Regions from separate parts of the Homo sapiens genome. Here all the other regions are linked to region 2. A link is a contact called in ENCODE Hi-C or POLR2A ChIA-PET data. All regions are on one chromosome and are shown on one strand. The core of a region is the stretch at or near the end of the contact, and the rest is flanking DNA. Distances in the headings are between cores, read along the strand shown. Region 1 overlaps LOC124902787 (a long non-coding RNA gene). Region 2 has its middle 120 kb from the start of MIR6090. Region 3 overlaps LOC124902787 (a long non-coding RNA gene).

What was found. A loop is a pair of places that touch in the nucleus more often than their neighbours do. ChIA-PET counts read pairs that join two places held with the same protein, here RNA polymerase II (POLR2A). Pooled maps may share reads with other maps.
Region 1: a loop to region 2 is called in a pooled map, with 2.8 times the contacts of the local background. The contact joins two enhancer-like sites. A Hi-C loop is called at or near these places in 4 of 168 maps with a recorded cell type or tissue (B cell, astrocyte of the cerebellum, chondrocyte and 1 more) and 5 of 50 pooled maps. POLR2A ChIA-PET finds 5 or more read pairs at or near these places in 4 of 52 experiments (T-cell, activated B cell, activated naive CD4-positive, alpha-beta T cell and 1 more).
Region 3: a loop to region 2 is called in a map of B cell, with 2.8 times the contacts of the local background. The contact joins two enhancer-like sites. A Hi-C loop is called at or near these places in 5 of 168 maps with a recorded cell type or tissue (B cell, CD4-positive, alpha-beta T cell, PC-9 and 2 more) and 3 of 50 pooled maps. POLR2A ChIA-PET finds 5 or more read pairs at or near these places in 5 of 52 experiments (CD4-positive, alpha-beta T cell, CD4-positive, alpha-beta memory T cell, activated CD4-positive, alpha-beta T cell and 2 more).

What each region holds. Positions count from the first base shown.
Region 1 is chr11:128,301,035-128,304,842 of GRCh38, reverse strand. LOC124902787 (a long non-coding RNA gene) reads left to right here. Exons shown (of 2, transcript XR_007062946.1): 2 at 368-2,516. Among named protein-coding and RNA genes, the nearest start is that of LINC02098, 94 kb to the right of the region's middle. RefSeq lists a silencer at 2,115-2,204. Within about 2 kb of position 2,207, at least 6 of the 41 ENCODE cell types and tissues checked have a DNase peak (open chromatin) inside an H3K27ac peak, as active enhancers do; they include B cell, where a contact is called at or near this core.
Region 2 is chr11:128,396,985-128,400,652 of GRCh38, reverse strand. No RefSeq gene overlaps it. Among named protein-coding and RNA genes, the nearest start is that of MIR6090, 120 kb to the left of the region's middle. Within about 2 kb of position 1,397, at least 4 of the 41 ENCODE cell types and tissues checked have a DNase peak (open chromatin) inside an H3K27ac peak, as active enhancers do; they include B cell, where a contact is called at or near this core.
Region 3 is chr11:128,322,779-128,326,521 of GRCh38, reverse strand. All of the region lies in intron 1 of LOC124902787 (a long non-coding RNA gene), which reads left to right. Among named protein-coding and RNA genes, the nearest start is that of LINC02098, 120 kb to the right of the region's middle. RefSeq lists an enhancer at 1,164-2,298. Within about 2 kb of position 1,726, at least 6 of the 41 ENCODE cell types and tissues checked have a DNase peak (open chromatin) inside an H3K27ac peak, as active enhancers do.

The DNA of each region.
Region 1 (3,808 bases), core at 958-3,457, 97 kb after region 2:
TTCTGCTGGGGGAGTTTCCTTTTGCTGCCTGGTGTTCGAGGGACTCTCTATGAACATTTTCCCTCTAGAGCAAAAATAATTATGGGGTGTCAAATCCTAATCATTAATAAACACTAAGATTTAAAGCTTTGGGTTTGATAGAGAGAATCTCCTTTTCCTGTGAATTTCCAGGCTTATTACCTTAGTTGTTAGCCTTGCTTAATGAAACTCAATAGTTCCTGCTGCTTGCCTATTTGGTCATTTTATACCAACCTAGAGTTGAAAGTTTGAGAAAGACATAATTTTCCAGGTGTTCACTCATGTTCTGTTTTACTTACAAGTGCAGACCCAAAACAATGGTTCTAATCAATCATTTGTTTTTCTACAGAACCTATGGGAAGATCAAGAAATGTCACTTCTGAGAAAAAAAAAATGTCTAATGCAAGGAGTGAAGAGAGCTTTTTATATCTTACACTGACCACAACACACAGTTCAGAAAACTTAAATAACCCTAACTAAAATTTGAAAGGTGCTTCAAAGCATAGAAAGTACCTTGACATGTATTTTCTCATTGGATTCTTATAAACCTATAAAACGGTGCTTACTCCATTTCAGAAATGAGAAAATGGCGACCCAGAAAATAAAGCAGCATGCACAAGACTACATGCTACACAGGGGACTGATCTGACACCAAAACTTGACTGCAGATTGTCTGCTTTCAACTCTCACCAGCAAAACAGACAAAAGTGCTTTGGACATGCAAGTGTTTATTATGTTGCATTTTGGAACTCCAGACCTAAAACCAAACATAGACAAATATAAAACAAAACAAAAAAACACTAAAGATCAAACCCATTCTCAAACCCAAACACCCAGAAAATAAAAGGAAATTATTATTATTTTTTTCTCAGGGGAAGCAAGTGGTTGATTTCATGTGGGATTAACTCTCAACTCTGATGAACCTCATGGTCTCCTGGATCTTCCCAAACCAAGGCTCTGGGACAGCAATTAATCAGATGGAAAGTCTGGGGATTTATCTCTCCACCATCACTGCTTTCTGCTGAATGCTGACTTAAAGATGTGAATCCACTCAATTATCTCACAGTTAGGAAGAAGCGAATCTATAGTTCAACGACACAGAGATGAGAGCCCAGGACAATCCCTAAGAGTCTGACTGACAATTAATTAGATAGATAGCATCTTATACTTGGGAAAGACCTTAGAGGTCTCATCCAATCTCCCTCCTGCTATAAGAATCCTTCCCTAGCAAGCCTGACAAATCACCACCTGGTGTTGGCTCCTGAGATGGGAATTTTCATTGTCTCGAGGTACCCGTTCCACTGCTGTGAGATGTGCTCTTGTTGTTAGAATGGATTGCCTTCTTGGGATCAAATTATTTCCCCTTTTAAGCCGTCAGCCCACTTTTTTGGCCTGAAAGATTATGGTTATTTGTGCATTCACATGCTATTCTTTGAATATTTGAAGTCAGCTCTCTTGACTTCCTTAAACTATCTCTTCTCTATTCAAAATATACCCAGCTTCTCCAACTTTTTCTAAATTCATTGATTTTTAAGACTTTCTACAAATAGTTCCATTTTTGTACATTTTTTTTTTGGAGAAATGTTCATAGCTGAATAGGGTCTATTTTTCCTACTTAATCTGACCCATGTACTTTCAATACCTTTACTGGTCATTAGCTCTATACCAGTAAGGCCAAATATATGGTGGTGGGTGATAGTATCAGCTCCCTCAACTCTGCAACCCACTGGAGCTTACCAAATGAGAACTGGTTTTCTTCATGCAATTTACCTCAAAAGCCACACCATCAGCAAGAGGACCAGAACTAATTGTCAAAGTGCAAGCCACAACGAACACACAATTGTCACTTAAAACCAGTTTTTGCTTCAGTAAGCTTTTTTTTTCTATCTAGTATTTTATCTCTTAAAATAAAGAGAAAAAACAGGTAAGAAACTAGTTTACCAATAACTTTGACAAATAGCCCCTGAGGTAGAGGGAGTGACATTTGGAAAGTTGGTAAAAGCCACCAGAGTCAAAGCAACCTAAACAAAAAAAAAAAAGAAAAAAAAAAAAAAACTTGTGGCTATGCTACACTCAACCAGGCCACACCTGTTTTCAGAAACCACTGAGTGTTCTGCAGATACGCAGAGATGCCAGGTCTGACAGTCTCTAAGGCAACCAGATACCGATCATTGTCACACAGTAAGAAATAGGAAGAGACACTGGTAACAAACATTAAGCCTGGTTTTCTCATCTGCTCAACAGTGTAACGGTAGGTGGAGTCAGCTCTGCCTTGAGACTCTTCACTTGTCCAGTCTCAAACTCTAAACACCTACTGGAGTGCAGGGCATCCTGCAGCTGGATAAGTAACTGAAGATCTGAAGCCCACCTCTTAAGCGTAATCCCGCAATCGAATGTGGACTTTGAAATGGGCTTTTGAGGAGAAAAGGACAAGCTGCAGTTTCCCCCGTCTTCTAATTTCCTCATCTGCGAAATAAAACAGAGTGTTTATATGTCCAGAGAGTGGTGAGCCAGTGAACTGGGATGACACAAAGAGATAACTTATCTAATTTGGTTCCCAAACGGGTGGGTTGGATTTTAGTTAATAAGTCACCATCATAGGAAAATATAAGCAGGTCCCTGCTTTCTGAGCATTTATGTCTATTGAAGATGTACAGTATCATGCTTTCCCTTTCTGAGACATTTCCAATCTGTAATATGTCAATAAGAATAAAGCAAATGGGCATTTTGTAAGAAGTTGGCAGAGGTGCAGAATGCATTTAGGAATTGGAATGAGTGCTTGTCTACTGCTTTTCAAATCATTGCATTGGGATTACTTATGCCTGTGTTTTTCTTGCTCCCTAGACTGAGCTCCTTGACATCAGGGGCTCATTTTTGTTTATTGGTGTCGTTCCCACTCTTCCTGGTGTCATGTTTTGCACCTGTGGATAGTCAAGTAATAGTTGAATAGTTGTTCAGTTGAATCATTCTGTTGCTTTTAGGAGGTGCAGTTTGAAGACACTGCAGCTAGACTGAAATCACATAGCCCAGGAAATGGGAAAACATACCGTGAAGATGGGCTAATTAATGATTTATTGTACCTTGAAAAAATTTAAAAAAGTATAAATATTAATGAAAGTATTGGTTTTTAAAGCTTAATGATGATCAGCAGCAGAAGATAAAACTTAAATGATACAACTGGCCAGATGGCAACCATCTTTATTAAAAGGCCTGGTCAGAATAAGAATCATTACATAGAATTGAATATGGGACAGAATGTTGAGAATCAATTATAGTAGTAAATATAACCAGCTTTATAGCAACACCAAGAATTACAGTGAAGTGCAAGTACTGCGAAATAAAATTTAAAATATTGATTTTCAAGGATTTATTTTACATTTTATAGTCAAAATTTAATGCAAAACAAAAAAGAGCCTGAAAATCATACAGTCTTACAACCAAGAAAAAACTGTCTTGGTATGCTTTGTATGAATCTTTTGAGTTTGTCCTTCTCTACACGTATCACAACACATATCACACAAATATACACACATGTATTTTTGTTTTTATAAACTGGGCTAACATATTGTTGCTTTGCAAGTTGCTATTTCACTCAACAGTGCAGTATGGCCATGTTTCTATGTTATTTAACTATTCTCTATTTTTCACAGCTATATATTATTTTATTGTATTTATTTATATACATATTATGTATTAATGGACATTTAGGTTGACTCCAAGGTTTTTGTGTGCTGTTTTCTCACGTATGCTTGTTGTTAAGGCTTTTCATAATGTCTTTGGGGAAAGTTCA
Region 2 (3,668 bases), core at 148-2,647:
TCAGTTGCTTCTCTCAGCAACCATGCCTGTTGGCATATACTGTAGTTGCACAGGGAACTAGTTTTGAAGTTAGAAGACGAGTTTTAATTTTATTTCCTTTATTACTTATGTGACTTTGAGTAAATTACTTTTTTCTTTCTAAATTTTAGGTAACTCACCTGCAAAATGAGAATCAGAATATCCATTATGCAGGAATTCAATGAAGATTCAATGACATAATCGTCTGTTCAGTCCAGACCCTGAAATATAGCAGGCCCTTGGTAAAGGTTAATTGATTCTAGATCTGTTTGGAGTTAGAAAATAGCTCAAAAGTATAGGCCTTGACACTACTCAAAAACATACTAGCTATTCTTCACCAAAACTGCTTATCCACAAATAACTATATATGTAAAATAAGAATAAATGAATACATAAATATAAATATATATATATGACATCAACATATACAAGCTTTTTTGTTATGGCATTTCACACTGACAGAATAATTTTTATAATGATATGAAACCATTTTATTTTTGGTTAGGTTAATGCCCCTTTGCTGTTAGAGCCAGCAAATGCCCAGCAAAACACGAGAAAAATTAAGCATCTAACCTCGTTGGTTCAGGATTGGTACTTTGTAAAGATAAGACACTTAGAAGATAGATACAATTAAAATAAGACAAGAAACAAGGCAGAAATTAGAGGTGACATATTCATTTGGACGGCCATCAACCACAATCTACTCAGCTGTATTCCTAATTAGTACTTAGGCATCTTAGTTTCTATCCAGCTTCTAAGCCTAATTACTTCCTCGACCATTATTTATTACCTGGTGTGGTAAGACTGATGCAATTATTCCCATTTCATAGTAAACATGAATAAACCAGAGGGAAGCTAAGTAATTTCCTGAAGGCACCCAATGTCTGTTATGGAGTTAGGGTGGAATTCAGACAGGCTTTGAGTAATTTTAAAATAAAATACCTTTAGCAGAGTGAAGCTGGGTTTGCCTAATAACCTCTATTAAGTCGTGAGCACAGGGCCATGTGTGAAAGTGGCTTACTGCATGTTGAATGTTAAGTGAGCGAGCACACTCCACATGGCTAGGGTAACTATTTTATAACTCACCATTCAAAGCGGAACACCTCTGATTGTGAAAGAGAGCACTATAATAAATATTCTGGAGCAACATGTATAAACAAGACTGTCATGGAAATTTCAAGACATATGATCACACTATCTAAAGCAGATCACTCCAGTGAGCCATCTGAGGTTCTTGGAATAGCAGAGCCACTCTCTGCAAGCAGTCTGCAATTTGACCCTGGAACTTGCAGCCCAGGCTTTCTTGAAGATTCTTGGTTTAGAATCATGGAAATGACATCATCCTGAATCAACTGATCATATCCTCTTTTGTGCCACATTCAGTGGGTACCATGTGCTAAAGAGAGAATTTCATGTAATTACAGTTGATTACATAAATGGTTCTTGTCACCTTAGTCTACATAACTGAAGTCAGAGTTTCTTGAAAGTAGCATAGAGAATCATAAAAATTATTTAGTGAATCTCTAGAATATGGTATTTCTTTCTTTGGGTAAAAATGCCTGTTTCTTTCTCTTTTAACAAGTTTTTGAAGAAACTGGTTTTAAGTTTCTGAATCAAACACAGATTTTTCTTAAACTATTTGCATCTTTAATTTCCTCTTTTAGGTCTCCTGTGAAAGCTCATTTGGTGGTTTTGTAATACTTCAGTAAATTTAGCTCCTGGTATGTGATTTAAAGAGAACTATTGAACACTGTATTGTGATATAGTGGAAACAATACAGGACTAAAAAGAATAGTGTTTTGTGTTTTGATCCAAGTTTACCATTAAGTTGCTCTTGACTTGAAATGAGTTATTCAAGCTTTCTAGGTCTCAGTATTTCTCTCTCTCTCTCTCTCTCTGTCTCTGTTTCTGTCTCCCCACCTCCACATATACAGTAGTCATGCATCACTTAAAAACAGGAATACATTTGGCTGGGCACAGTGGCTCATGTCTGTAATCCCAGCACTTTGGGAGGCCGAGGTGAGCAGATCACCTGAGGTCAGGAGTTCGAGACCAGTCTGACCAATGTGGAGAAACCCTGTCTCTACTAAAAATACAAAATTAGCTGGGGGTGGTGGCGCATGCCTGTAATTGCAGCTACTTGGGAGGCTGAGGCAGGAGAATCGCTTGAATCCGGGAGGTGGAGGTTGCAGTGAGCTGAGATCGCAACACTGCAGTCCAGCCTGGGCAACAAGAGCAAAACTCTGTCTCAAAAAAAAAAAAAAAAAAAAAAAAAAAAAAAAAAAAAAACCACCACCACCACCAACAAAAAAACAGGGATACATTCTGAAAAATGTGTCATTAGGCAATATTATAGTATGCAAACATCCTAGAGTGTACTTACACAACTCTAGGTGGTACAGCCTACTACACACCTAAACTATATGGTATAGCCTATGGCTCCTAGGGTACAGACATGTACAGCATGTGACTGTACTGAATACTGTAGGCAATTGTAACACAATGGAAAGTATTTGTGTATCTAAACAGAGAAAAGGTACAGTAAAAATACAGTATTATCATCTTATGGGAGCACTGCGGTTGGTCATTGACTGAAATGTTATGTGCAAATGATTATATATACACATAGATATATACAATACATAATAAATAGATATACAATATTATATATATATATATATATATATATATATATTTCTGTACCACACAAGCTGTGTCCATTCATCAGTTGATGAACCTTTGAGTTGTTTCCACTTTTTGGTTATTATGAACAGAGCTGCTGTCAACATTCTTTTACAAGTTTTTGTGTGGACATATGTTTTCGTTTCTTTTAGGTATCTACCTCCATGGAATTGCTGGGTCATTTGGTAACTATGTTTAAACTTCTAAGGAACTTCTAGACTTTTCAAAGCAGCTGTACCATCTTATATTCTCACTAGGATGTATCAGGGTCCTAATTTTCTCATATCCTCCCCAACACTGGTTATTGTCTATATTTTTGATTCCAGTCATCCTTGTGGGTGTTAGGTGGTATCTCGTTTCGATTTTGATTTGCATTTCCCTGATGGTTCCTGTCACTACTCATAACCATACAGTTATTTATCTTGATTAGAGTTCAGAACTATAGAATACTGCAAGTATATTGGACGCTCCTAATCCTGGGACTGAGTGAACAATCAACAATGGAAGATATGTTTAAAGTTTAGCTTTAACCTATGGAGGAAAACTTGATTTGCTGAGTCCCTGACTATGCAAGAGGCTGGTGGTCCCTGCTGAGGAAGGAGTGAGGATCAGCCCTTCCCTCTGGTCTGCAGCCTCTGCTGACAGCTGGCTGGTGTCCGTCATTGATCATCACACTAGCAGAGTGCGCCTGGTCCAACACCTCTAGACTTGTCCCAACGGTTTATTTGTCTAATGGCTCTTCACAAACAAGAGAAGGAGAATCACATCTCCCTTGAACATGCATCCATCTTTCGGTTCTCAGGATTACATTTGTTTGCTCTGACCTTGGCAGTCTGTCTCAGACAGCTTCTTTCTATATCAAATGGGTTGTGTTAAAACCTAGTTTGAGAACGAAGAGTAAGCCAGGGAAAAATGCATCATTTTGCAAAGTTCGAAACCAGGCATTTTAAAGAACTAACACATCAGTG
Region 3 (3,743 bases), core at 477-2,976, 74 kb after region 2:
GTCCACTCCAGACAGATTGAATCAGAATCTGCATTTTATTAACAACAAATTCCACAGATAATTACACATCCATTAAAGCTTCAGAAGCACTGCTGTAAAATGCAATGCCCATAGTTGGATGGTTTCCACCAGGTGAATAGTAATATCTTTCGTGTTTGTTAAGCTTAATTATATTTTTTTTAAAAAGCTCAGATCTGGATAACTGGAAGAAGTATATAGCACAAAGCCTATTCATATTTTTTCTAGAAAAAATGTAGGTTTTAGAATAATTTCGTGATAAATCTCTCATTTCTACTTTTATTTGTTGTTGTTTTTGTTTTGTTTTGTTTTTTTGAGACGGAGTTTTGCTCTTGTTGCCCAGGCTGGAGTGCAATGGCACACTCTCGGCTCACTGCAACCTCCACCTCTTTGGTTCAAGCGTTTCTCCTGCCTCAGCCTCCTGAGAGTAGCTGGGATTACAGGCATGCGCCACCACGCCTGGCTAATTTTGTATTTTTAGTAGAGACAGGGTTTCTTCATGTTGGTCAGGCTGGTCTCAAACTCCCAACCTCAGGTGATCCACCCACCTCAGCCTCCCAAAGTGCTGGCATTACAGGCATGAGCCACCGCGCCTGGCCTTATTTCTACTTTTAAATACTACTATTTATCTATCAGCGTGCCTGAGTCCCTTAAAAGGTTTTGAGCTCTTGGAAAGTAAAGATCATATATCAATAATTCCTGTATATCCCTACAATTTTACATGGAATAACTACTTTTAAAATGCGTATTGAATAGACAATCAAACTTCTAGGTAAAAACAGATATTCTGTCTCATAAACACTGAACACTCTCTTCAAAACACAAATCATAATTCATAATTATATATTTCAGTGTCTGTTTCCTTAATGTCTTCTTCTACTAGATAATAAATTATATGAGAACAAGTCAAGGTTTGTCTCATTCACTCTTGTATTGCATTTGCCAAATTGAAGAATGTGTAACGGTAAGTTCAGGTGTTTCTAATGCTTAACTTAGCCAAATCAACAGGTGCTTTCTCCTTTGAGAAAAATCTTATTTACTTTATACAAGAATAATTATAACAATTGTCAGTTTCTGCCTGCTTCACTGCTTAGCAGATTGAAAATATCTATTACCTCCAAAAGGGGCCTAATTTGGACTTCCCTTGCTCCATCTACCTTCTCCCTCAGAAGGAAATTGTTTTCAATTCTCCATAGTAGAAACTCTCAGTTTCAAGCTCCAAGAACTATCAGTTGTTTTTTTTTCTCACTCTCAGAAGTGCCTTCCTCAAAGAAAGTCATACAGTGCCCACCCATCTGCAGCAGAGCCTCAGTCCCCCAACTTTTCTGCCACCCAACAAATAAGTGTAGCGCCCATCTGTCTGCAGCAGAGCCTCAGTCCCGCAACCTTTCTACCCCAAAACAAATAATGCATCTCCCCTTTTGTTTTTTGTTGGCACACAGCACGTCCTCCTGCCCGGGGCTTTGGTTCACACTGCTCTGGTGTGTGTGCATGAGTATATGTTGCTCTGTGTTTTGTGGTGTTTCTTTAGCAGCCTCTACCATTCTGTGGGTGTTTTCTCGATCCGAAGTGGAACCACTGAGTCTATGACACCCGCTGCTGTTTGTGCAATTCTCTGCAAAAATGGCTTCAAGTGTTACCTTGCCTGCTCCACTTCGGGGCAACCACAATGATGAACAGGCACGAACTTCTTGACGCATGCACTTCACCTCCCTGACAGGGCCCGATAAGATCAAATAGCAGGGCTGCAAGTGGTCTGACAGGCTCGTTGTGCCATGTTCAGAGAGCAGAGGTGGGTGAGCTGAAGGCCCCTGCCACACTCCTGCCACGGGGGCTTGCTTGGGCTGCAGTTAGCCCCGGGAGGGGCTGACCTCAGAGGTGGGAGGCACAGTTGAGTTTCCAGAAGAGTCGATGGGTGCATTTCAGGGGTAGAAATCAGCCTAGAAAACTTTCCTTTCTAGGGCCTAGGTTTCTTCCTTTATCTTGTCACTGTGGTTGTTTATTTCCCTCCTTGGTTATTTCTTCCCCACAAATCACTATAATAAGAACAATTTCACACGGAGTGAGCATTCACATGGAGTCAGGTTCTTTGCCAAGTCCTGTACATGTTTCCTCTAAGCCACCTCTCTGCTCTGAAAACAGTTCCCTCTCTCTGCTTCTGAGCTCATGAGGGGAGTCACTCAGGTGTCAGCATCCAAACCACAGGGAGAACTCGTTGACCGACCCCACGGCCTGGTTCGGGGGGCGGTGCATGTGGTGATATCTCTGATAGGCATTTCATGTTTTCATCTTTCATGTAATAAGGATTCCTTGTGACTCAAAGGAGAAAAGAAACCCTCGACTGGGACGGATTAGCTAGTAATCGTGTTGTGAGCAGGGATTATTAGGATCTAATCTTTATTGCAAAAGTCATATTCAGTGAACTCTGAATGGCCTGATGGTTCAACACTCACTATCAGGAGCCTGAGAACACGCAGCATGAGGATCCTGTGGAAATCATTTGTATATGGGGGCTGCTATAAGATCTAGTGTTGGTCTAGTGGCAAGGAAAAGAAAACTGACTGGATCCAGGATATGCAACAAGTCAGTGGCACAACTAGCAACGAAAGAAAGGTGCCGGGGCAAGGGAATTATTTTTTCCATAACTCTATAAAAGACACCTATTCACAAGAAGACACTACTCATTTCATTTCTTTCCAGAAAGGTGCTGAAAGGCAAAAATTACCAAGGGGCAAGCCGAGAAAGCTCTAATAGAGAAATGTCATTATGCTCCAGGTTCCTTAACTTTTAATGAAATGTTGCTGGTTCTGTTTCACAGGTAGAGAATTGAAGCCTCTCAGAGGTTAAGGAGCTTGCTCAAGGTCACTCAGCAAATAAGTTGTGGAGTTGCAAGGGGAAATGCTGCCAGTTCTGACAGTCTCATCCACACTGCCTCCTCCTGTCTGAAATGCAAAACAGGCAGATGAGGCTCCAGCTCAGATTCATGAAAGCTCATAACCGGCCTTAGTGTCTCTGGCTGTCCATATTCCCAGCCTGTGAACTGAGCCCTCTTTCCTGGAGCCTGTTTGGGCTGGGAAGCTGTAGTCATTGCTTGGCCTTTCTCCTTAACCACAGATGGTTGGCCCAATATAAACTGCTTATTGTTTTTGTTTTTGTTTGCTTTCATCTCCAGAGTCAGGGAAATGAGTGCTCCTGACATTACCTTGTCAGTAACTATGAAAGCACCCTCTGCCCATCTTCAAGTTCCAAGGAAATCCGACAACCATTATAGCAGCCTTAGTGGCAGCAAGAATAAAATCAAGAGTCCACAAACCAGGCAGAAGGATCATCCAGTTCCCAAAGTCAGTCAAAGCAGCAGGAGGAATGACAAAGTTCTGGCAGGCCTGTGGGACTGCTTACAAGATTTTGATACCCCAGAGCCCAGGAAGGTGAATTTAGGGATGCTTAAGGAAGCTGCTGTGCCTAGACAACCCTGGCTCATGCGGGAAGGGCAATTCTGGCAGAAGGGAGCCCTCTCATCTCAATCTGTCTGTGTTGCCCCCTTTTTTCCCACCCTGCTTTGGGCTCTCTGTGTCAGCTCTCAGTTGACCTGCTTCCCTTCTTCTAGTCTGGCTGGAGCTGCTAACTCAGTGCTGCTCAGAGTGGCTTTGGGGCACTGGTTATCCCTGTTGGAACAACAGCTTTCAGACTTTATTAAGTACCTAAGCTTCCAACCCTGAGCAGCA